Linked DNA regions of Homo sapiens: region 2 is linked to region 1. Evidence: chromatin loops called from intact Hi-C (ENCODE). Cell type or tissue: endothelial cell of umbilical vein. All regions are shown on one strand. Each heading gives the region's core, and the rest is flanking DNA. Links, peaks and the distances in the headings are about the cores only. Region 1 overlaps ITSN1 (intersectin 1). Region 2 overlaps ITSN1 (intersectin 1).

What was found. Hi-C counts contacts between places; a loop is a spot of excess contacts. Peaks named below come from ENCODE experiments on the same cell type or tissue, not always from the same donor. Only the 100,000 strongest peaks of a DNase experiment are listed, where the experiment ranks them.
Region 2: a loop joins it to region 1, with 7 times the contacts of the local background. A loop is called at or near these places in 5 of 110 quality-filtered maps.

The regions. Positions count from the first base shown.
Region 1 is chr21:33,754,195-33,765,593 of GRCh38, forward strand. ITSN1 (intersectin 1) reads left to right here. Exons shown (of 40, transcript NM_003024.3): 8 at 1,103-1,203; 9 at 7,729-7,792. Among named protein-coding and RNA genes, the nearest start is that of ITSN1, 120 kb to the left of the region's middle. In endothelial cell of umbilical vein, for the core only: no CTCF peak of the experiment used is centred there; DNase peaks (open chromatin) are centred at 6,597, 6,877, 7,667 and 8,867; H3K4me3 peaks cover 467 bases; H3K27ac peaks cover 4,319 bases.
Region 2 is chr21:33,677,770-33,689,168 of GRCh38, forward strand. The region is part of intron 1 of ITSN1 (intersectin 1); the gene reads left to right. Among named protein-coding and RNA genes, the nearest start is that of ITSN1, 41 kb to the left of the region's middle. In endothelial cell of umbilical vein, for the core only: no CTCF peak of the experiment used is centred there; DNase peaks (open chromatin) are centred at 5,682, 6,462, 7,342 and 8,142; H3K27ac peaks cover 4,248 bases.

The DNA of each region.
Region 1 (11,399 bases), core at 3,384-11,383:
AGAAGTACCCACAGCAGAATAGATCATGGTAAGTGTTTTTTATTAAGAAATTCATAAAAATTGAAAAAGGTGAATTCATATAAGTACTTCTCGAGTGTTTGGGAGGTATTTCCTATACTTGAACTGTATATAATAGATATAAGTGCATAGATAACACATGGAAATGATGATTAAAAAGTTCAGTATTTCAGTAAGATTGTGCTTTTACATGTTTGAATAGATATTTTTGTTGAAGTGAAATTGCAGACAGAGCATTAGCTGTAATCTGTCCTGGAAGGGGAATGCCAGTTTTACTGTCTGAGCTCAGCCATTGGGTTTAATTCAGATGTCGAAGCTTAACAAGCCATTGGTACCAGTGTGATATTTGTGTGGACAGTGGCATCTGAGGAACTAATCACTAAGGAAGTGTAGACGCAGCCTAACTACTGGCAAGTGTGTCCTTGGGCCAGCTCAGGATTGTGGCACATTGGCAAGGAGAGATCAGTATTGGATTGTAGTCGAGAAAGTGAAGCTGTCTCCATTCCCACTCTGCTTATGTGTGACCATGGAAATGTTCTGTTCTCTCTCTCTCTGGGAAACTGTCCAATGGGTCTGAATTTAAACTTACCAGAATGGAGTAATTTCACTTCATTAAGAAATGGGTCCTGTATATTCACGTATAGAAAGTTAAAACATTTTGGAGAATTAGTACCTTTAAAGGCAGTTATTGGTTTGCTTTTAGCATTGCTTTTTAACCAAAAAAGAAGTGTTTTAGAAATTAGAATAGCCTGGACATTATTGTTTTACCTCAGTTACAAGAGGTTTTTCATACTTTTATAGAACCTTTAAATTATTATATATACAACTTGAAACAGCCTCTCAGTCTATTGTGTTTATCCATGATTCTGGAAAAATAATTATCTATTTGAGGGAAATGTTTATGATCTTAAAAATGGGAAATACCCATGGCAAAAAAAATCAGAAGTAGTGATAATAAAATGAATAAAATATGAAAGTTAGAGATGATTATCTAGAGAAGTTCTTAGTTTACTGTCATTAAGGAACTTTACCAGGCTGTTCCTTATGGATAATCCTCTTTCTCTCCTTTTTCTTTTCCCCACAGTGTCCCACCAGTGGCAGAGTGGGCTGTTCCTCAGTCATCAAGACTGAAATACAGGCAATTATTCAATAGTCATGACAAAACTATGAGTGGACACTTAACAGGTATTTACAAATAAAAATTAGTGAAATATGATCTTTGTTTTCAATGTAAACTGTTTCTAGATATTGGGTCATAGATATTTTCCATGTCTGTGTGCTTATTTCTTGGCAGTGTTTCCTTTGTCTCTGTTATCTCATGTTCTTATCCACTGATAACTCTTTACATAGTTATATCATTCTCTCATGCCCCATTGCTTTGTGGTAAAATGGAATATAGACCAGGGATACTCCTGTACGCTGAAAGCCACTGATATGCAAATCAAGGCACTAGCAAAGAAACACTTCTTTGAACAAAAACTAGCTTCAACTTCTGAAGTCCAGCTTTGAACTTGATGAACTTGAAGCTGTCTGTTCACTAGGTTAGAGTTGGAGGCAGCAGGCAGGGTAAAAGCAGGGAGTTGAGAACATGGCTCTGTCTCAGATAACTGCCTAGATAGGGCTCACCACTTTGGATATTTCTTTATCTATTAATATAAAAGGCCAGAGTTAACTTAGGTGATCTCAATGGATTTTTTTAAAAGAAGAATGATTCTGTTATCTACGTCAGAAGGATAGACAGGAATTTTAGCATACTGTTCAAAATTTTTCTCACGAAGGTTTAAATACTTGTTAGAAAGTTATAAAGAAGGCTGGGTGCAGTGGCTCACGCCTGTAATCCCAATCCCAGCCCTTTGGGAGGCTGAGGCGGGTGGATCACCTGAGGTCAGGAGTTCAAGACCAGCCTGGCCAACATGGTCTCTACTAAAAATACAAAAATTAGCCGGGTGTGGTGGTGGGCACCTGTAATCCCAGCTACTGAGGCAGGAGAATTGCTGGAACCTGGGAGGCGGTTGCAGTGAGTCAAGATCATGCCACTGCACTCCATCCTGGGCTGCAGAGTGAGACTCCGTCTCAAAAAAAAAAAAAAAAAAAAGAAAGTTATAAAGAAAAGCATAACTTTAATGAAAGAAAATAGAGACCTCTGATATGAATATTAAATGTTAAAGGGAAAAACTAACTGCCCTCTAACAAATATGAAAGGAAGGGAAAAAAATTAGGTTTCCTGTGTGGTGGAGTGGGGTAAGGGGAGGATTATAATCCAAAACACTTTTAAGAAATGATTCTTACTATTTTTTCCTTGCTATTACTTAAAATTGCAATTTTTACTCCCAAAAGAAAAAAGGTATCTTATGTTTAAAAATGTCAGAGTTGGACGAGATTTTGAAGGGTTCTAATCTAATCTTGAACTCTGGTCCCTTTAAGGATCTCAGCAGTCACCCCAAATAAGCATGTATTTATGTTTGAATGGGTGAATAGTAAATACACACAGATTCTCGATGTGTCATACTGCCTCATAAAGCAGTAGCTGTCAAAACCAGCCTACCTTATGCAGGCTCTGCTTTTTTTTTTGAGATGGAGCTTCACTCTTGTTGCCCAGGCCGGAGTGCAATGGTGTGATCTCAGCTCACTGCAATCTCCACCTCCTGGGTTCAAGTGAGTCTCCTGCCTCAGCCTCCCAAGTAGCTGGGATTACAGGCATGTACCACCACGCCCGGCTAATTTTGTATTTTTAGTAGAAACAGGGTTTCACCATGTTGCTCAGGCTGGTCTCAAACTCCTGACCTCAGGTGATCCACCCACCTCAGCCTCCCAAAGTGCTGGGATTACAGGCATGAGCCACCACACCCGGCCCACTGAAGGTATATTTAATAGCATATTTTTAAGTACTGTTTTACATGGTTTGTTTGACACCAGTGCTCCATACAAACCCAGAACTACATTGCCAATGAATCCAAAAATATTTCTTGAAAACGTTGGTGTTTGCTGTGAGTTGATTAAAATAGTATTCAATTGAGACATTGATTGAGAAATTCTCTCTTTCTTGGTGGGATGTGTGTTTTATGAATGAAATGCAGTATCTACATTCCAAATATAATGACCCAGGCACTTGAGCATTTAGAACTTTTAAATATCTGAGGCAGAAAGTAAAATTTGAAATATACTGGAAAGAAAGCAGATTTTGATATTGTTTATCTGCATACTTATTGCTACTTTGATCCAGCAAGAATTTAAGGTGGGAATTTTACTTTTGAGCCAGACCTTTGTATAGTCATGTCAAGTAGAATAATTTATTACAGTAAATTTTAAAATGGGAATAAACAATAGAAATTTAATTTTTTTTCCCTTTATGTACTTAGGAATCAATATGAAGTATGTTTTATACTAAATTAGAATGTTGATGGAAACAGCTGATTTGTTGAGGTGGATGGAACATAAAGGTCATTGTCTTGATCACAATTATAAAAATAATTTTATGAAGTCAGAATCCCCAAAGCAGTTCACTCAGCTGCAGGAGAAGCAAAATATCAAGAAAGTTGAGAAAAGGTTTCAGTATATAACATGGCCCAAAAGAAATATATAATTTATATTTGTAATCTCTTGTTTTTCATCCTTCTTGCTTTTGTTTTTTGTGGGTTTTTGTTTTCAGGAGCTAAAAAGCACTTCTTTTCTTTCTTTTTTTGAAACAGAGACTTGCTTTGTTACCCAGGCTGGAGTGCTGTGGTGCGATAGTAGCTCACTGCAGCCTTGAACTCCTGGGCTCAAGCAATCCTCTCACCTTAGCCTCCTGAGTAGCAGGGACTACAGGCGTGCATGCACCACCACACCTGGCTAATTTTTTTAAAAAAGTTTTCTTTAGAGGTGGGATCTTTGTTGTCCAGGCTGGTTTTGAACTCCTGACCTCAAGCAGTCCTACCACCTTGTCCTCCCAAAGTACTGGGATTACAGGCACCCAGGCTGAAGTACAGTGACATAATCATGGTTCACTGCTGCCTGGATTTCCCAGGCTCGGGGGATCCTCCCACCTCAGCCCCCAAGTAGCTGCGACTACAGGCATGTGCCACCATGCCCAGCTAATTTTTTGTAGAAACTGGGTTTTGCCATGTTCCCCAGGCTGGTCTCGAACTCCTGAGCTTAAGCGATCTGCTTACCTCTGCCTCCCAAAGTGGTGGGATTATAGGCGTGAGCCACCGCGTCTGGCCTTAATAGTGGCACTGTTTACCCCACTGACTATCTGGGTTGATTTAGCCGATACATCCTGTTGGACACCCTGTTCTTCCTTCATGGCTTGATGTGTAACTGTTGCATGCCCTTAAAAGAGACTGCCTTATAAAATAGAGAGGGATCATTCTTTAATTAAGGTTATGTAAGAAGCTCTAGAACTCTGGTATTCCTGTTAATAATGCTAGCCCTTCTTCTCAAAGAGGTATTTTATTGTTGCATTCTGAAACAATGAATATGCTATTTGGTAATTCATCTATTAATCAGAAAAGCTAAAGTCTTAGTCATTGTTTTAAATAAAGCTCATTTCATGTAGTTACTCTCTCCTTTCTAGCCATACTTCCCTGCCCAAACATGGATGCCAGAAGTGGGGTTTGTGTGCTTGGGATTTCTGGTTTTATTCCTATGTTCCCTTATAAGCCAGTACTCCAAAACCGATATCCCTTTATGTACCTAGGTTTCCACAGAAGAGTTCTGTGCACTCAAAGCTCAACTGTGTGTTGTCCAAATGTGCTAAGATGCTATCTTAGCTGTTGCTGATCTATTTTTAATATTTTGCAACATTGATTTAGGACATATGTAGACAAATAGTAGAATTACAAGAGATAATTGTGATCTTCTAGTGTGGGGATTGGCAAACATTTTCTGTAAAGAATAGCACAATAAATATTTTAGGCTCATAGGTCATATGTTCTCTGCTGCAACTACTCAACTTTGCCATCGTAGCATGACAACAACCATATATCATGCTTATATCAGTGGATATGGCTGTTTTAATAAAACTTTGCTTACCAAAACAGGCAGTGGGCCAGATCTGGCCTAAGGGCTATAATTTACCAATCCCTGTTGTAGATTATTTTCCTCATTTCACAGATGGAAGAACTTCATTTTAGAAAGTTAAAGTAGTTTTGTTAATGTCACATGCCATTAGGGAGTCAGGACTAGAATCCAAGTCCCCTGATATCCAGGTTTAGAGCTAGTTCTTCACATTTATTGTTAGGCTTTTTATGTGTAATAGATAAAATATTAACTTCCTTTTTTATAGTTCTGGAGTAAGGGCAATTGTTACAAGTGTAAATTAAATCACCCACTAAAGTTTTGTTAATTCTACTTTGTTACCAACATTCTAGATACAATGTTACAGACTAAAGAAAGTGATGCCTGAACTTTGCTCATTCCATTGTACCACAGTCCTTTAGAATCTTCACATGAATTCAGTAGATTGTTTTTTATTCTTAGATGCTCCCAAAACACACACGTGCTCATGTATGCACACACATCCAGCAGGAATGTGTTCATATATTCACCAAAAGTTAGAATGCTCACTATTAATAGTAGCCCTAATTGAAGACTAACTGAATGCCTATCAACAGTATAATGGACAGGCCGGGCACAGTGACTCATACCTGTAATCCCAGCACTTTGGGAGGCCAAGGCGGGTGGATCACGTGAGGTCAGGAGTTCGAGACCAGCTTGGCCAACATGGGGAAACCCTGTCTCTACTAAAAAAAATAGAAAAATTAGCCAGGTGTGGTGGCGCATGCCTGTAGTCCCAGCTATTCAGGAGGCTGAGGCAGAAGAATCATTGAACCCGGGTGGAGGAGGTTGCAGGGAGCCAAGATGGCGCCACTGCACTCCAGCCTGGGTGACAGAGCGAGACCGAGACTCCATCTCAAAAAAAAAAAAGAAAAGAAAAGAAAACAGTAGAATGGACAATGAATTAGGATGTAATGACACAATGATACACTCCATAGCAGTGAGGATTAATGTTCTACAACTCTACACGACAATATATTGAGCAAAATAAGCCAGGTGGAACAGCGGACAGGCTATTTGGTTAGAAGTTAGGCTACCTTGGTGGTAGCTGAGTCTAAAAGAGAGGCAAATAGGGGCATCTGGGGTGCGATTATACTCTCTTTCATGACCTCCATAGTGTTTGAGTATTTTCACTTTGGAAAATTAATTCAGCTGTGTACATGTGCACATGTATATATCCACATGTATCCGTATGTGTGCTTTTCTGTCAGGATTTTATATGTAAATAAAAGTTGAACTATTGTCAGTAATGTTACCTGCCATTAGAGCACCTCTCATGTGCTAATGTGATGCTAAGCTCATTGCCCCAATGGATCATAGACTGGTTTATCTGAAATGAGCAAACTAGGATCCAGACTACCTGGCCCAGTCACTCAGCAAAGTCTAGACTAAGCCAGGACTAGAGCCTACAGCTCCTTGGTTCCCTGACCTCTACTGCTGGCCATGCAAAAACACATCCAGTTTTGTGGTTTTTGATGAGGTGACGTTTGAATAAAGAAATAGCAAAAAGCAAAAACATATACACCAGAATCTTCCCAACAAAATTGCCACAGCCTTCCATTCCTCTGTCCAGCAGTCTTCCTGGGACCACATCTTGAGAGGCAGTGCTGGAAAGGAAGACGTATTTATTTCTCCCTCTCTGACTGTAGTTTATTTAAACTGAGTCTCCTACTGTGCGTTTGTCTGATGTCTAAGGCCACTTTCATACCAGAAGTGAAGATGTTTATGATTATTTTAAGAAATGAGAGCTTATTTTGAGAGAAGAGTAGAAATTCCAGGAATTCTTCTTTTTTTTTTTTTTCTTGGCTAACATAGGAAATGTGTTTTGTTTTGTTTTTTTAATTGAGACAGTGTCTCACTCTGTTGCCCAGGATGGAGTGCAGTGGCATAATCTTGGCTCACTGCAGCCTCCGCCTCTGGGGCTCAAGCGATCCTCCTACTTCAGCATCCCGAGTAACTGTGACCACAGGCTCATGCCACCATTCCCAGCTAATTTTTTGCACTTTTGGTGGAGATGGGGTTTTGCCATCTGGTCTTGAACTCCTGAGCTCGAGCCATCTGCCTGCCTCAGCCTCCCAGAATGCTGGGATTACAGGCACGAGTGACCACACCAGGCTGGAAATGTGTTTTAATCCTGGCTATTAGCGCTTCCTGCAACTTTTTTTTTTTTTCTTTTTAAGTCTGTTTAGTGAAACAGTTTCCCGGAGATCTCTCCGAGGTCCCTTCCTCCTCTAAGATTCTCCGAATCTTCCCTGAATTTGCCTGAGGTTGAGCAGGGTGGAGACAGCAGGTGGTAGCAGCGGCAAAAGATGTTAAACTTAAAGAGAATAACTTTCAAGTTTGTAAATAAAGCCCAATACAAATAAAGATGGTAATGTGGACAAAAGGTCAGGTTATATTTTGAAACTCTAAATCTTTCACATGGTCATTCTTTATCAAACATCCATTTAACAAAAATTTATTATGTGTCAGATGCTGTGCTCTGTGTTTCTCCTCTTTTTCATTGGGGCTTAATTTCCTTTTTACAAAGCCCCTGCGGTAGTAGCAAATGTTATTTAAAGCATTGTGATTGCATGAGGTCATGGAGTAGTCCACATACGCAGAACCCTGGTCCTCCTGTACAGTGAGTATTTGCTGACTCATCTGTATGTCCTTTTCCTGGTTCCTGTTTAGGTCCCCAAGCAAGAACTATTCTTATGCAGTCAAGTTTACCACAGGCTCAGCTGGCTTCAATATGGTAAGGAATGAAAAGTTCTTTGGTTTGGATAAAGTGGAAACTTGGTTAGATTGGTGTGGCCTCATGGGTTTTAGATTAATACCGTTTTTTATGGGGGAATATGTAGAATTTGCTTAATTTCAGTGAGTTGTAATGATTGCCTCTTTTATAATACTATTTCCCCTCTCAATTTTGAAAAATACAAAAGCAGATTAATACAATAAATTCTGAAGGAGTGATAATACAACTTAACAATTCTCAACTCGTGACCAGTCTTGGCTCTCCCTGTCTTTGATTTCTTTTTCTTTTTTTTTTTTTGAGATGGAGTTTTACTCTAGTTGCCCAGGCTGGAGTGCAGTGGTACGATCTCGGCTCACCGCAACCTCCACCTCCCGGGTTCAAGCGATTCTCCTGCCTCAGCCTCCTGAGTAGCTGGGATTATAGGCATGCACCACCATGCCCGGCTAATTTTGAATTTTTAGTAGGACAGGGTTTCTCCATGTTGGTCAGGCTGGTCTTGAACTCCCAACCTCAGATGATCCACCCGCCTCAGCCTCCCAAAGTGCTGGAATTACAGGCGTGAGCCACCATGCCCAGCCTCTTTGATTATTTTAAGCCAAATCTTAGTTATTATATAATTTCTACTGCAAATATTTTAGCTTTTATCTTCAAAAGAGAGGGATTTTCCTTTTTTTCATTCATTATTATTATTATTACTTTTGAGATGGAGTCTCACTCTTTCATCCAGATGGCAGTGGTGCCATCTTGGCTCACTGCAACCTCCACTTCCCAGGTTCAGCCTATTCTCCTGCCTCAGCCTCCTTAGTAGCTGGGACTGCAGGCATGAACCCCCACGCTTGGCTAATTTTTGTTTTTTTAGTAGAGACAGGGTGTTGCCATGTTGGCCAGGCTGGTCTCGAGCTCCTGACCTCAGGTGACCTGCCCACCTCAGCCTCCCAAAATGCTGAGATTCCGGGGGTGAGCACTGCGCCTGACCGACTTTCTTCTTAGCACAGTCATAACAGCAATAGCTCACCTAAGTTTTTCAGTAGTCATCCTTATCATTAAATTAATCAGGGAATGTTCACATTCCTTAGAGTGCCTCAGAATGTTTTTATAGTTCATTTGTTCAGCTCAGGACTGAAATAAGCCTGTATTTTGCAATACTTGAGTTTTCCATCTTTTATGTCTCCTTTAATCTATAAATTTCCCCTTGTCTTGTTCTCTGCTTCTTTTCCCAAGTCCCCCAGGCCGCCCCCCAACCAAAAAAAAAAAAAAAAAAAAAAAACTCCGTTAAAAACAAACCAGATCATTTGTCCTGTAGTTTCTTAATGGCTTAACTTTTGAAGAGTGCGTCACTGTGGGATTGTCTAATTTGTTTCTGTATTTCCTGTAAATTGATAATTAGATCTAGAGCAAAGTTTCCCAACCCCAGCACTATTGACATTTTGGGCCCGATAAATCTTTGTTGTTGGGGGATGTCCTGTATACTGTAGGATGTTCAGTAGCATCTGTGGCCACTACTCACTGGATGCTAGATGCCAGTAGCATGAGCTCCACACCCAGCATGACAATCAGAAATGTCTCCAGACTTTGATAGATGTGCCTTGGGGTACAAAATCTTCCCTGGTTGAGAATTGCGGATCAGATTTGATTTTTTTTTTTGTTTTGTTGTTTTGTTTTTGATAAGACTGTGCCAGAGAGGTCTCTGTGTACTCTCCTCAAAAGGCACATAATGTCTCTATTGTGTAATGATTTTGAATAGCTATCGATGAGCATTGCCTGGGTCCTACAGGCTTCCTTAAATTTAAATGTTAACTAGAATGGTTTCTTAAGAAGTGTGCATGTTATAGCTGTATGTTGGTGATTGTCCCTGGAAAATAAACTTTGTCTACAAGACTCACTGCAAAGTTCGTGATTTTCTTGCAGGCCACATTGATAGGGTTGTTTCACAAATGATCAAGCTCTAATGCAGCTTCCTTTGCCCTTCTCTTCCCTTCTGTTTTGTATGAAAGAGCTTGCCTTTGGCAGTAGACCAGACCAGTTAATAAACATCTTATATCTTTGACACACCCAGAACTCTTTAAATCAGGGTATTGAACAGTATCCTAGGGCCCCCTGAAATATAAACTTAAGATCTAACATTAATGGAGGTTGGTTGACAATTTATTAGGTTGTTCTCATGATACCAGATTATATTGAAATATTTATTTTAAATTTCTCATTTATAACTTATCCTATTTGAGAAAAACGCTTGAGGCTTCTTCTGTTAGAATGTTATATTCTGGTGCTACACACTAAAAAAGATATTTTAATTAAATGCTTATAATCATAATTTAGGTAAGTGTGGTGAAAAAACAAGAATTTCAGCCACCTTCTAACTGGTTTACCTAGGACTGGCTAATTGTGAGACACAAAAAGGAACAGAATAAGGAAGAGCGGGCAGGGGTTTCATTTTATTTCATTTGCATTTCTTTTTAAAACTGGGTATCTTGCATATGGGTATCTTGCAAAACTAGAGGAACAGAAAAAAGATCAGCAGTTGCCAGGGGATGGGGGCAAAGGAGGGAGTTGCTACAATCAGATGTGGAATTTTAGGTAGAGCTGACACTATTCTGTATGTTGTGGTTCATGTTTGTCAAAACTCTCAGACCTATACTCTAGAAGGTGTGCATTCTACTTTATGGAAATTATAACAAAAAAAGTTTATAGCACCTAAGGAAATTTCAGAATTAAGAAGGTTTCTTAATTTTTGGCATTGGCAAAACCAGTTTCCCATTGCATTTGTCCTGTTGACATTCTAGTGAATGGATGTGTTGTCATGTATCTTCTTTTGATGGTCCAGAAATTGTTTAGTAAAATCACATTCTTGGACTTGCCAGGAGAATGTTTGCTGTAATTAGCTACTTGGGCAAGTTCATTATGAAGAATGATGGAGATTGAATCCTGAGATTGAGGAAGAGGAAACACTTAGACTCTGTGGCTGGAGTTCATAAAGATCCACTGTGTAGGCCTAGATTAAGGGGTGGCCAGCTCTGCCCAGTGGGCCGAATCTGGCCTGCATCTGTTTTTGTGAAGAAAGTTTTTATCGTACAAATAGCCATGCCCATTCATTTATATGTTGTCTATGGCTACTTTCTGCCAAAATGACAGAATTCAGTATGATAAGGATTGTATGTCTTATAAACTGTAAAATATTTACTACCTGACCCTTTACTGATAGTTTGTCATTTCCTGGTCTAGAGCAGAACATTTAACAATATAGAGCTGGGTATGGTGGCTTATGCCTATAATCCCAGCGATTTGATAGGCTCACTTGAGGCCAGGACAGATCAGCCTGGGCAACACAGTGAGACCCCCATCTCTACAAAATATTTTAAAAATTAGCTAGGCATGGTGGCGCACACCTTGTAATCTCACGTTTGGGAGGCTGAGGCAGGAGGATCATTTAAGCCCGGAAAGGCTGTGGTGAACTATGATCTTGACTGCAGTGAGGCTGCAGTGAACTGTGATCATGACTGCAGTGAGTCTGCAGTGAGCTGTGATCATGACTGCAGTGAGGCTGCAGTGAACTGTGATCATGTCATTGCACATCAGCCTGGGTAACAGTGAGAGCTCATCTGTTAAA
Region 2 (11,399 bases), core at 2,384-10,383, 77 kb before region 1:
TTCCACCACTTTATATCTACTCCATCATGAAGTCTTGTAGACTTTCTGTCCAGAATATATCCTGAGTCTGACCACTCCTAATCATTTCCACTGTTAAAACATTAGGCCACCACTGTCTCTCATGTGGGTGTTTATTGTGGTCTTCTGGACGTTGTCTTGGTTCCACTTTGTCTCTCCCTGTAATCTGTTTCACATAGTAGCTTCTACAGTGTAAATAAGATCATATTATTCCCTTGATTAAAACCTTTCAAAGACTTCCCATTACATTTAAAATAAAATCCAAGCCTTACTATAAAAGATCCACTTGTCTGGCCTCTGTGCTTCTCCAGTTTCTTCCTTCTGCACTCCCCTTGTCTGCTTTGCGGTAGCCTAACATGTCTCTTTCTATCTCTTGAACAGGTTCTTTTCTTTCGTTGGGTCTTTATACAGGCTGAACCTCCTCTAGAACTAACTAGAAGCTACCTCTGATGTCTTCTCAGAGAGACTTTCCTTGACTATCCCCAGGCACATGAAGAAGCCCCACACACCCCCTCTAGTCACCATCTATCTTGTTAACCTTACTTATTTTCTTAAAGTGGGGTTCTGTATGTAAAATGATCTTCTTTATTTGTTTACTGGTTTATTAGCTGTCTTCCTATTCGAGAATGTAAGCTCCCAGAGGACACTCTGTTTTGTTCACTTCTGAATCCCTAGCACTTAGCCCCGTGCTTGGCCCATGACATTTGTGGTAAGTACTAGGTGACCATTTTTGGAACTGTTCCCACCCCACGGCCTGCATTCACACTTTAATCACAGCAGCTCAGCTTTTATATCGTGAGCTTCAGTGGGAGGTTTTGTTTACAGAAAGTTTTCTTGGTTGACAAAAGCCTGAAGATGATTTTCTTGGAAGATGAGGATTTATTCTAAGGATATGTGAGGAAGCAAAGTTTTTGTTGTTGTTGTTGTTTTGGAGGGGTGGTGGGGGATCCGAGTCTCGCTTTGTCATCCAGGCTGGAGTGTAGTGGCGCAATCATGGCTCACTGCAACCTCTGCCTCCCGGGTTTAAGCGATTCTCCTGCCTCAGCCACCTGAGTAGCTGGGATTACAGGCATGCGCCACCACGCCCAGCTAATTTTTGTATTTTTAGTAGAGACAGGGTTTCACGGAAGCAGAGATTTTCTGTCAGTGTTCCATCTACTTCATAATGTATTGTTGATATGGTTCTTGATTTTTTAACCTGAAGGCATAAGCATGAAAATAGCATAATGATTTTTCACAGTTCCTGTCCAAGAGTACTTTTTCTTTACATGTTGAATTACCTACCATAGATTGTTTTATCCTATAATTAGAAAGATTATGAGATTACATCATCTTATATTTACCCTTAAAGAGTGTTTCCCGAATCATAAGCCAAAGCCTTTGTATAACCTTATTATGTAAATATTTATGTTTCAGGTGTGTTATTCCCTTTGTGTGTGTGTGTATCTATATACATATATATGCATAGTATTTGTGTTCTCTTATTCCTATGACATTGTAAACGTTCTAGTTGATGATGTCTGTGCTTCCATTGCAACTCTTCACTGCATGGGTACTCTGATGTGTATGGCTTGCTGCTCCCCAGATATTCGTTGACTTTGTGACATCTGTCCTAGGACAATTTCACTATTTTAGTTTTTGGCTACTCAGTTAATTAGAAATGCATCTCAGTTGTATTTTAAGTTATTGCTTTCTACATTTTAATCAGTAAATACAAAGAGATTGCCTTTAGTTTTTGTTATGTGTATTTTCAGGTTATGTTACTGGGAGTACAAAGTTTTACAATTGTTGCTTTCTTTGTGGATTATAGGTTTTAGGAAAATAAAATTTATCGTATTGACAGTTTTTGCCTTGAAAGGCTTATTAAATTTAGCAGTCCTCCCTTTTTTGTGTGTTTTTTGATCCTTATCCTTTTTTTTTTTTTTTTTTTTTTTGAGACGGAGTCTCGCTCTGTCACACAGGCTGGAGTGCAGTGGCAGAGCTCACTGCAAGCTCCGCCTCCCAGGTTCATGCCATTCTCCTGCCTCAGCCTCCCAAGTAGCTGGGACTACAGGTGCCCGCCCCCACATCCAGCTAATTTTTTTGTATTTTTAGTAGAGACGAGGTTTCACCGTGTTAGCCAGGATGGTCTTGATCTCCTGACCTCGTGATCCGCCTGTCTGGTCCTCCCAAAGTGCTGGGATTACAGGCGTGAGACACCGCGCCCAGCCCATCCTTTTGTTTTTAATCTGTCATTTTATTTTAGGTGCATTTCTAGTTCGCTTGGCCTGCTGTCTTTTTCATAACACTTTATTCCTATGTAATAGATATAATGTTCTTTTGCATTTTATTGTTTCTAAAGCAAATATCTTCTAATTAAGAAAAATAACTTCTAGTTAATTTATTTCAAGGGGAAGCAGTGGGGGTTTTATTCCTCTGGATGTTTGTTGTCTTGTGTCCTGTGGAATATTTTCTTTCTGTTTTTGTTCTTTTCTTTCTCTAACTCAGGACAGTGCTGAGGAATGTTTTCATTGGTGCCGTATTTTCTTTTTCTTTCTTTTCTTTTTTCTTTTTTTTTTTTTTGAGACAGGGTCTCTGTCTGTTGCCCAAGCTGGAATGCAATGGCGCAATCTCGGCTCACTGCAACTTCTGCCTGCTGGGTTCAAGCGATTCTCATGCCTCAGCCTCTCGAGTAGCTGGCATTACAGGCATGCACCACCACACCCGGCTAATTTTTGTGTTTTTATAGAGAAAGGGTTTCGCCATGTTGGCCAGGCTGGTCTTGAACTCCTGACCTCAAGTGATCCACCCACCTCAGCCTCCCAAAGTGCTGGGATTGCAGGCGTGAGCCGATGTGCGTGGCCTGGTGCCATACTTTCTGCATTTTTCTTTAAGGAAGGTTCCAAATGTCTGAAGTCCACCAAATGTCTGAAGTCCTGCCCAGACTTTTGGAGAGAAAACACAGCAAAGCAATCAGTAGGTTAATGACTGCATGGTTTCTGGACCAAATTATCCTCATCTACCACTTAGAACATTAAGTTGTAAACCAGAGTCAGCACAGCCAGGGTGGAGATTACTTATTTGTATCCCTTGCTCGTAGGTTATTTAATATTCTCTGTTGTGTCAAAGTTTAGTCGGGTATATTAATTAGTCAGCTTTTGCTAAATTATGTTGTGGTAACAATCTCCAAATCTCAGTAGTTTACGACAACAAAACTTTGTTTCTCAGTTTAAGGCTCTTTGTGGGCTTCATGCCATGGTAGAACCTCAAAAGTGGCATGTGCCATTTCAACTCATACTTCATTGGCCAAAAGCAAGTCACGTGGTCATGCAGGGCCTCAGTAAGCAAGAAATATTTACCCGCCCGGGGATGGACAGGTAGGAAAGGGTCTGTTAAGGAAGGGCAGCAAATATTTGGATAACAGTACTATGTGTTTGTATGGAGCGATATTTAAGAAGGTTTCCTAGGTTTTTTGAGGGGTATTGAAGCTGAGAGGTTGGGGGCAGGCAGGAAGCTCTGCAGCCTGTAGCCTATGGTATCAAGCTTCATGAGAACGAGAATTAACTAGTTACATCTTTATTACCATTTTTGGCATCTCTGCAGACAGTGGATCTAATGCATGATAGCTGATTAATAAATGTTTGTTGAATTAATGAACAAAATAGCAAGAAAGTAACGTATTCTGAGGCAGGAGAATTGCTTGAACCAGGAGGCAGAGGTTGCAGTGAGCTGACATCATGCCATTGCACTCCAGCCTGGGCGACAGAGTGAGACTCCGTCTCAAAAAACAAAAGAAAGTAAACAGATTATTTTCATGCTATTTGATGCCTCCGCTTAGTTTGGAACCAGTTTTTATTTTATTTTATTTTATTTTATTTTATTTTATTTTATTTTTTGTTTTGTTTTTGTTTTCGTGTTTTTTGAGACGGAGTCTCGCTCTGTCGCCCAGGCTGGAGTGCAGTGGCGAGATCTGGGTTCATTGCAAGCTCCGCCTCCCGGGTTCACGTCATTCTCCTGCCTCAGCCTCCTGAGTAGCTGGGACTACAGGCGCCCACCACTATGCCCGGCTAATTTTTTTGTATTTTTAGTAGAGGGGTTTCACCGTGTTAACCAGGGTGGTCTTGATCTCCTGACCTCGTGATCCACCCGTCTCGGCCTCCCAAAGTGCTGGGATTACAGGCATGAACCACCGCGCCTGGCCTTGGAACCAGTTTTATAGAGCAGTTCCTACAATAGCTCCTTTTATATTTAAAATGAAAAGTGCTTTCTTGGGGGTCATTTTGCCATACCAAAAGATTATGTGCTTAAAAAAAAAACTACATACTAATTACAGAAAAAATTTTAAATATGCATTAAATACAAGCAAGTAGAGGTTGTGTTCTATTTGGCTACTCAGGACAACTATTGGTGTTTTGTTATATATCCTCCTATATAATTCCTTTCTTTCTTTTCTTTTTTTTTTTTTTGAGATGGAGTTTCACTCTTGTTGCCCAGGCTGGAGTGCAATGGCGCAATCTCAGCTCACCGCAACCTCTGCCTCCCAGGTTCAAGCGATTCTCGCTTCTCAGCCTCCCTAGTAGCTGGGATTACAGGCATGCGCCACCACGCCCGGCTAATTTTGTATTTTTGGTAGAGGCGGGGTTTCTCCATGTTGGTCAGGCTGGTCTCGAACTCCCGACCTCAGGTGATCCACCCGCCTCGGCCTCCCAAAGTGCAGGGGTTACAGGCATGAGCCACATAGTGCCCAGCCTCTTTCTTTTCTTTTCTTTCTTTTTTTGAGATGGAGCCTCTCTCTGTTGCCCAGGCTGGAAGAATACAGTGGCACCATCTTGGCTCACTGTAACCTCTGCTTCCCGGGTACAAGTGATGCTTGTGTGTCAGCCTCCCAGTAGCTGGCACTACAGGTGTGCACCACCACACCCAGCTAATTTTTGTATTTTTAGTAGAGACGGGGTTTCATCACATTGGCCAGGCTGATCTCCTGACCTCAGGTGATCCACTCACCTCGGCTGCCCAAAGTGCTGGGATTGCAGGCTTGAGCCCTTTTTTTTTTCCCCATATGGCTTCTGAACATTGTTTATATTTATTGTCACACTAGGATCACTTAGTTTTGTACTTTTAGTAGTATCTATTGCTTTATTTGTTATGTTGCCAATCGGCAGTTGTAAAGGTCGTAGATGAAATAGACAAGTATTTATAAGATTAATTTTATCTTACCCTTGTTCTCTTTTTCTCTTCTTGAATTTCCTCCTTCAAATATATGAACTATTTACTTAACCAAACACTCTCTTTCTCTTCCCTCTCACCATGGCAAGAGTGAAAGGGACCAGAATGATGAAAGGTAGACAGTTGGCCTGAGGAAATAAGGTGCCTTGGCGATTCTCAGACTGGATAATCAGCTCCTGGGGAATCAGGCGCTGACTTTTTTTTTTTTCCTCCTGCTTTTACTCAGAGATCATCTTTTCATATTTTGGGATTTGTGCAGTCATTTCAATGATCTAAAAGTGAAGAGCTTGATAATAAGTTGATTTTAGTCCTACTGTCTTTTTGTGACGGATGTGCTAGATAAGCTTAATGTGAGTCATTCAAGAACCAAGCCCCTGTTTGAACCTGTCCATTGAGGGCCCTGTTTATCAGAGGTTGAAGCATTTTTTAGCTAGCAGCTGATCTTGGGTAAGCAAGCCATTGTACAAGTTCCCCATGCCTAGTTGTTTTGCATCATTAATCATCTTTTCTTCAAGCCATGGAAACATGGCTGAGTCTTGAGTCATCTGGCTCTTCCCAGTGCTGGAAATCCACCCTGCTGAGGTGAATGTGTGAAATATTTTTTGTTCTCGGTAGAGATCTGAGAACTGGTTTGTCTCCTGCAATGAACAGATTGAATTCCTTATAAATATGTTACTAAAAGGTACCTTTTGTGTCCATTTTACAGATATCTGACATGATTATTTATTAAACTCCTTTAAATAACTCCTGTGCTTAATGCAGTTTCCAAATATTTGAAATACTAAATGTAGATTTAGGGAACTCAGTGACCAGTTTTCATTTGCATTTTGATGAATTTCTCTATTTTAATATTTGTAGTTGCTATCCATTTTAGAAATATCCACTCTGCCAAGTAGGTTGGGAATGTGTGCAAGAATGACAGCTTAAATAATGTGCTTGTTTGCTATTGGAGCCGATGCCCCTAAGTAAAGCTACCAGATAAAGAGAGGAAAGGGGGAAAAAAGGAGGAGAATGAAGCCACCGTGTAACATCTGTTAGAGACTCAATGTGAGCCCTGTGAGTTAGTCTTCATTTCCCATGCTATGTTTTATTTTTATTTTTCCTGTTCCATTAAAGCATTTCGGTTAATTCTGTATAAGTAGAATGCTGATAACTCCTTAGAGAAATGTGATTCAGTAATAACCTTGTTTCCATGTGACTACTTATCTAATCTGCCATGCATCTGCTTTAAGGAAGGTGTCCATTAGGGTCAACTCACAGGTCAGACATTAATCTTAATTGTCAAATGTCTCAACTCATTGCTAGAGACTAAATTGATCTTGATGGCACTCATCTGAGTACCGATTCACACTAAAAGACAGTCAAGGGGTTGTTTTCCTTTGTGTGTTGTAATTCTTAGCAGGATCCTAAAAATGAAAGTTTTAAAATGTGGAATAGCATGATTAATGAGGACATTTATTAAGGTTAAGGCAGTTTAAAAGTTCAGTTTAATCTAAGGTTAGCTTGTAGGAACTGATATAAGAGATAGTTAAAAATTTGTTAAGCTTTACTTAAAACCTGTATTTGGGGGTAGAAACAGTTTTCCTAGGGTACTTATAATTTCCTTTAATTATCTCAGAAAGAGGGTCTCTTATTAGGATGAGGGAAAAAAATGACCCGTCATTCTTTTAAATCAGGTTTAATTTATTCCTGATATTTATATGATTCTTATATGTCATGTAATTCTTATGACATATAAGAGAGAAAACATTAATCTAGAGTAGGTAATTTCCTAGTTCAGCTTCTTCCACTTGTGTGAACTACAGAAGAACTGAAGAGTAATTGTAATTGTTTTATAACTTTAAAGAATTTAAGAGATTAAATTGCTGTCCTTGTGAATTCTTTGTTAAGTAACTCTCAAAGAAATAGTCAAGTTAAAGGGGATTTACTTTCTAAAACTAGCTTTCTTTTCTTTCTGTCTAACCTTTTATTATGAAAAATTTCAACATCTACAAAAGAAAGGAGAGTAGTATCATTACCCAGCTACAGTCACTGTTAACTCTCAGCTAATCTTGTCTCCATCCTGCCACCCTCCACTCCAGATTATTTTGAAGCAAATTCTAGACATCACTTCCTTTTATTAAAGCAAGTTGCGTTTCATAGTGACAATAGAAACCATTTACTCTTGGCACAGGTGCTAAGGTCTGAATACAACTTTAAGGAGACAGTGTCTGCATTGAAGAGCTTATGTTTTAAGAAAGGAGTTTATGTTTTCACTGGATATACTCGGCGTTCAGGGAATCAGAGACTTTCTTCAAGTTTCCCTTGTCTTTTAAATAGGGACGTATTTGCAAGTTCTTATCTGTTTGGAAATTCCTGTAGCAAGTTCAGGTTTAGTCATTCTGTACTGCTTTGGTGGTGCCTTATCTAAATAGTATTGAAAGGAAGAAAGAATTATTTCACCAAGAGTTGGCCTTGAAAGGAGTTAGATGTATTGGGTATATTTAGGAAGTACCCCTTCAACGCTGTAATAATATACCAACTTTTAAAGCTACCTCATAATAGCTCTTAAAAACACATTTAAAACACTTAGAGGTGATCCTTTTTCCTAGCCATCAGTGGGACAAATTAATTCCTTTTTGAGTAAAAAAAAAAAAAAAAAAAAAATTCTCTTTTTTTAGTACTCAAGATCAGCAAGTATTGGTTGACTCATTCTTTGTTGTTAAACCTCTTGGTTTCTCAGGCCAGTGTGTCTTTTTGTATACTTTGACCTTGCACTTTAAACTGAATTCCTTTTGTCCTTTGAGGGAGGCATAAAGCTGTCAGTTCCTGTTGGTGAGTGTGGGAAATTGAGTTTTCACTCTTCTCTATAATTTCTGCATTTCAAGTGGTTTTAATAATAATCATAACTATTTCTCAATTTTACTTCTTAAAAAAGTAGATTCATCAGACTGAATTGAATATTTGTTTTCCTTCTAAAGCTGAAGCCAATTTTGCCATACTTGTTTGTGCATTCTTAAGAGTTTAGTACTTAAGCATAGAAAACTGTGGGGTTCACATTTATATTTTGCTTTATTACAACTTAGAAGGTAATTGATGACTTGGCTCTGTGGTATGCTCAAAGTGCTGGACTGAGCTAGTTCAAGAATGTCATTAGCAGTGAATGGGAAATATGTGTCTACTTTTCTTCAGTAGCTAAACAGAAGTAATTATATATTTACATTCTACCTATTTCATAGGGATGTTGTTAGAATTACTGTGATTAGATTTTTTTTTTTAATTTCCAAATGTATTTAAGCTTCTTTACAGATAGGTGCCATATCAAAGCAAGGTGTTAATGTCATTTTTCTCAATTTGTGTTTTTGTCACTAGAAATATATATATATTGCTTTTTCTCTTTTCCTGGTATATTTTTCTGATAAATGTTTTGAAATTTGTTATCTTAAGTTTTTCATAGCTGGAATGCTAGAAAAGCATTTATGTCCTATTTTTAGTGCAAGTGATGAGTCTGGCTGGGTGGGTAAGTTAATGGCAAGGTAATTGAACTGTGCTGAGTGCTCGCCGATGTATCCTTCTGGCCTCTCCATTTTCAGGGTAGAGTTACTGTTTACAGTGACATGTTTCACAGTCTGTGTGACCAGCCAGTGTGAATCAGTTCGTCTATTGCCTGGCTTTCTTGAGCTCAATTTTTGTCTCATTTCCCCTTTCCATTTTATATATCACATTTCAAGATGGATGATCTACTTGTCTAACCACTCCAGGGAAGATTGGTGCCATCTAATAAAGTCAAAATGAGGTCCTGCATGTTACCTGGCATAAATTAGAGAATTATAGAATGAATGTGTGAACAGATCTGAGACTAGAGCTAGGTCACGAAACTCCTCAGTTTTTTTGGGTTCTCATTATGTGTTTATGGATGGAATTGTTCTCTTTATCTGGTTTGGGTGGTTTTGTTTGTCAGTGGCCAATGTGGTGGATATTTCAACACAATTTGGACATGCTTCCTATATATTTTGCAGAATGGTCTTTTTCTTTTGGTTAACTTTATAACTAATAGTTAAAGAATTTTCAAGCCTCAGCTGGGTACGGTGGCCCATGCCTGTAATCCCAGCACTTTGGGAGGCCAAGGTGGGCAGATTACCTGAGGTCAGGAGTTTTGAGACCAGCCTGGCCAAAATGGTGAAACCCTGTCTTTACTAAAAATACAAAAATTAGTCAGGCCTCACTCCAGCCTGGGTGACAGAGCGAGACTCTGTCTCAAAAGAAAAAAAAAAAAATTATTTGGGCTTGGTGACGTGCACCTGTAATCTCAGCTACTCGGGAGGCTGTGGCACGAGAATTGCTTGAACCTGTGAGGCAGAGGTTGCAGTGAGCCAAGATCGTGCCATTGCACTTCAGCCTGGGCAACAAGAGCAGAACTCCATCTTAAAAAAAAAAAAAAAAAAAAAAAAAAAAAAGAATTTTCAAGCCACATTAGGATGCTTATCGGCATGAGTTTTACATAATAAGACAATCTGAAATGTATTTGAGTTTTGATGTTTCTAATCTGTAGAACTTGAAGGCCTAAGGATTTTGTAGTTTTTTAGGGAACAGCATTCCTCTTTCTCTCAGGTGATCTATGTTATGTTGACCTACTCAAACATGTTAACTTTGAAAATGAACCAACGTTCAGGAACAAATGAAATGACATTTTCAGGACAGCATTCCAAATACATAGTTAGGGACAGTTGTTCGTAGCTTCTGGAGTGTTTGAAAATGGCCCTCATATCATACAACTTGAATTGGCATTCATTGACAATCACTTTGCTTTTAAAAGATGCTTAACAAAGAGTTGTAAGTAACATACTTTGAGACTGAGTAAATAAAATAAACATGCGAACCTTTGATGTTAAGCTGAGTTTGTTTGATTTTTCAGGCTGAATATACAAAGACTGTTTCTAGGAAAACTTGTGCTTTGTACAGATAGAGGAACCTCCTAAGAATTTTGATTGTGGCTTCCAAAATAGCAGATTTCTAGAATATGATTACCTACTTTATCTAAGATTTCAAAAAGCTGCTTTGTCTATTTTATGATATAAAGTTTTCAAAAAATCATCACTGTTTTGTTTGCCTTTTTTTTTTTTCTTGAAAAGGCATGTGTTTAAGCATCAGCCTTATTAGCTGGACTGTTATTTCATGTATTTCTGTTAGAACGCTGGATAATGGACTTGAAACTTACATGGCTAATATAATACCATGAAGTTTAGGAAACTAAGGGCTCATTTCTGTTGTATTCCTTGGAACGTATGTGGGTTCAAGATCAAAATCATTATTTCTTCTTTGTTTTGGTATTTGTCTCTTTCGGGAATTAAAATTTGTTCCCAAACATTCGTAGGACTACACTGTAGCAGGAATCTGAATAGAAAACACTCCTTGTTTAGTTCTGAGTTTATGTGGATGAGGACTAAGTGACCATTGAAGGTGGAAGGGTGATCACAGAGATTACTCAGAACTTAATTTATTAATTCTAAAATGCGTTCATTGAATACACATGGTTTGTGTGCTTTTTATGGGCCAAACCATGTAACAGAGGCTGGGAATGCAGTTCTTGCTCTCAGGGGAATGTAGTCTTGTCTGAGAAACAGACAATGAACATCAGTTTCCAATAGATCTAGTTGTAGGCTTAGAGCATGCAGAGGGAACAACAGAAAAAATCCACTGAGACCATTCTGGGGTCCAAATAGGACCCATGGCCCAAGTTTAGAATGGCAAGAAAGAGGAAAGACAGAGGGAGCTTGGGCAGTGTTCTGCAAAGGATAAATTCAGTTCTCTAAGAATAGTTCACTAGTCCTTTTTTTTTTCTTTTTTTTTTTGAGATGGAGTTTCGCTCCTGTCACCCAGGCTGGAGTGCAGTGGTGCAGTGGTGCAGTGGCACGATCTCGGTGCACTGCACCCTCTGCCTCCCAGGTTCAAGCAATTCTCCTGTCTTAGCCTCCTGAGTCACTGGAATTACAAGCACGCCCGGCTAATTTTGGTATTTTTAGTAGAGATGGGGTTTCACCGTCTTGGCTAGGCTGGTCTTGAACACCTGACCTCAGGTGATCCACCCACCTCGGCCTCCCAAAGTGCTGGGATTACAGGCATGAGCCATTGTGCCTGGCCTGGTCACTTGCTCATAGTTATTAATCTGAAGAAGTTCTACAGTAAATCAAATGTTC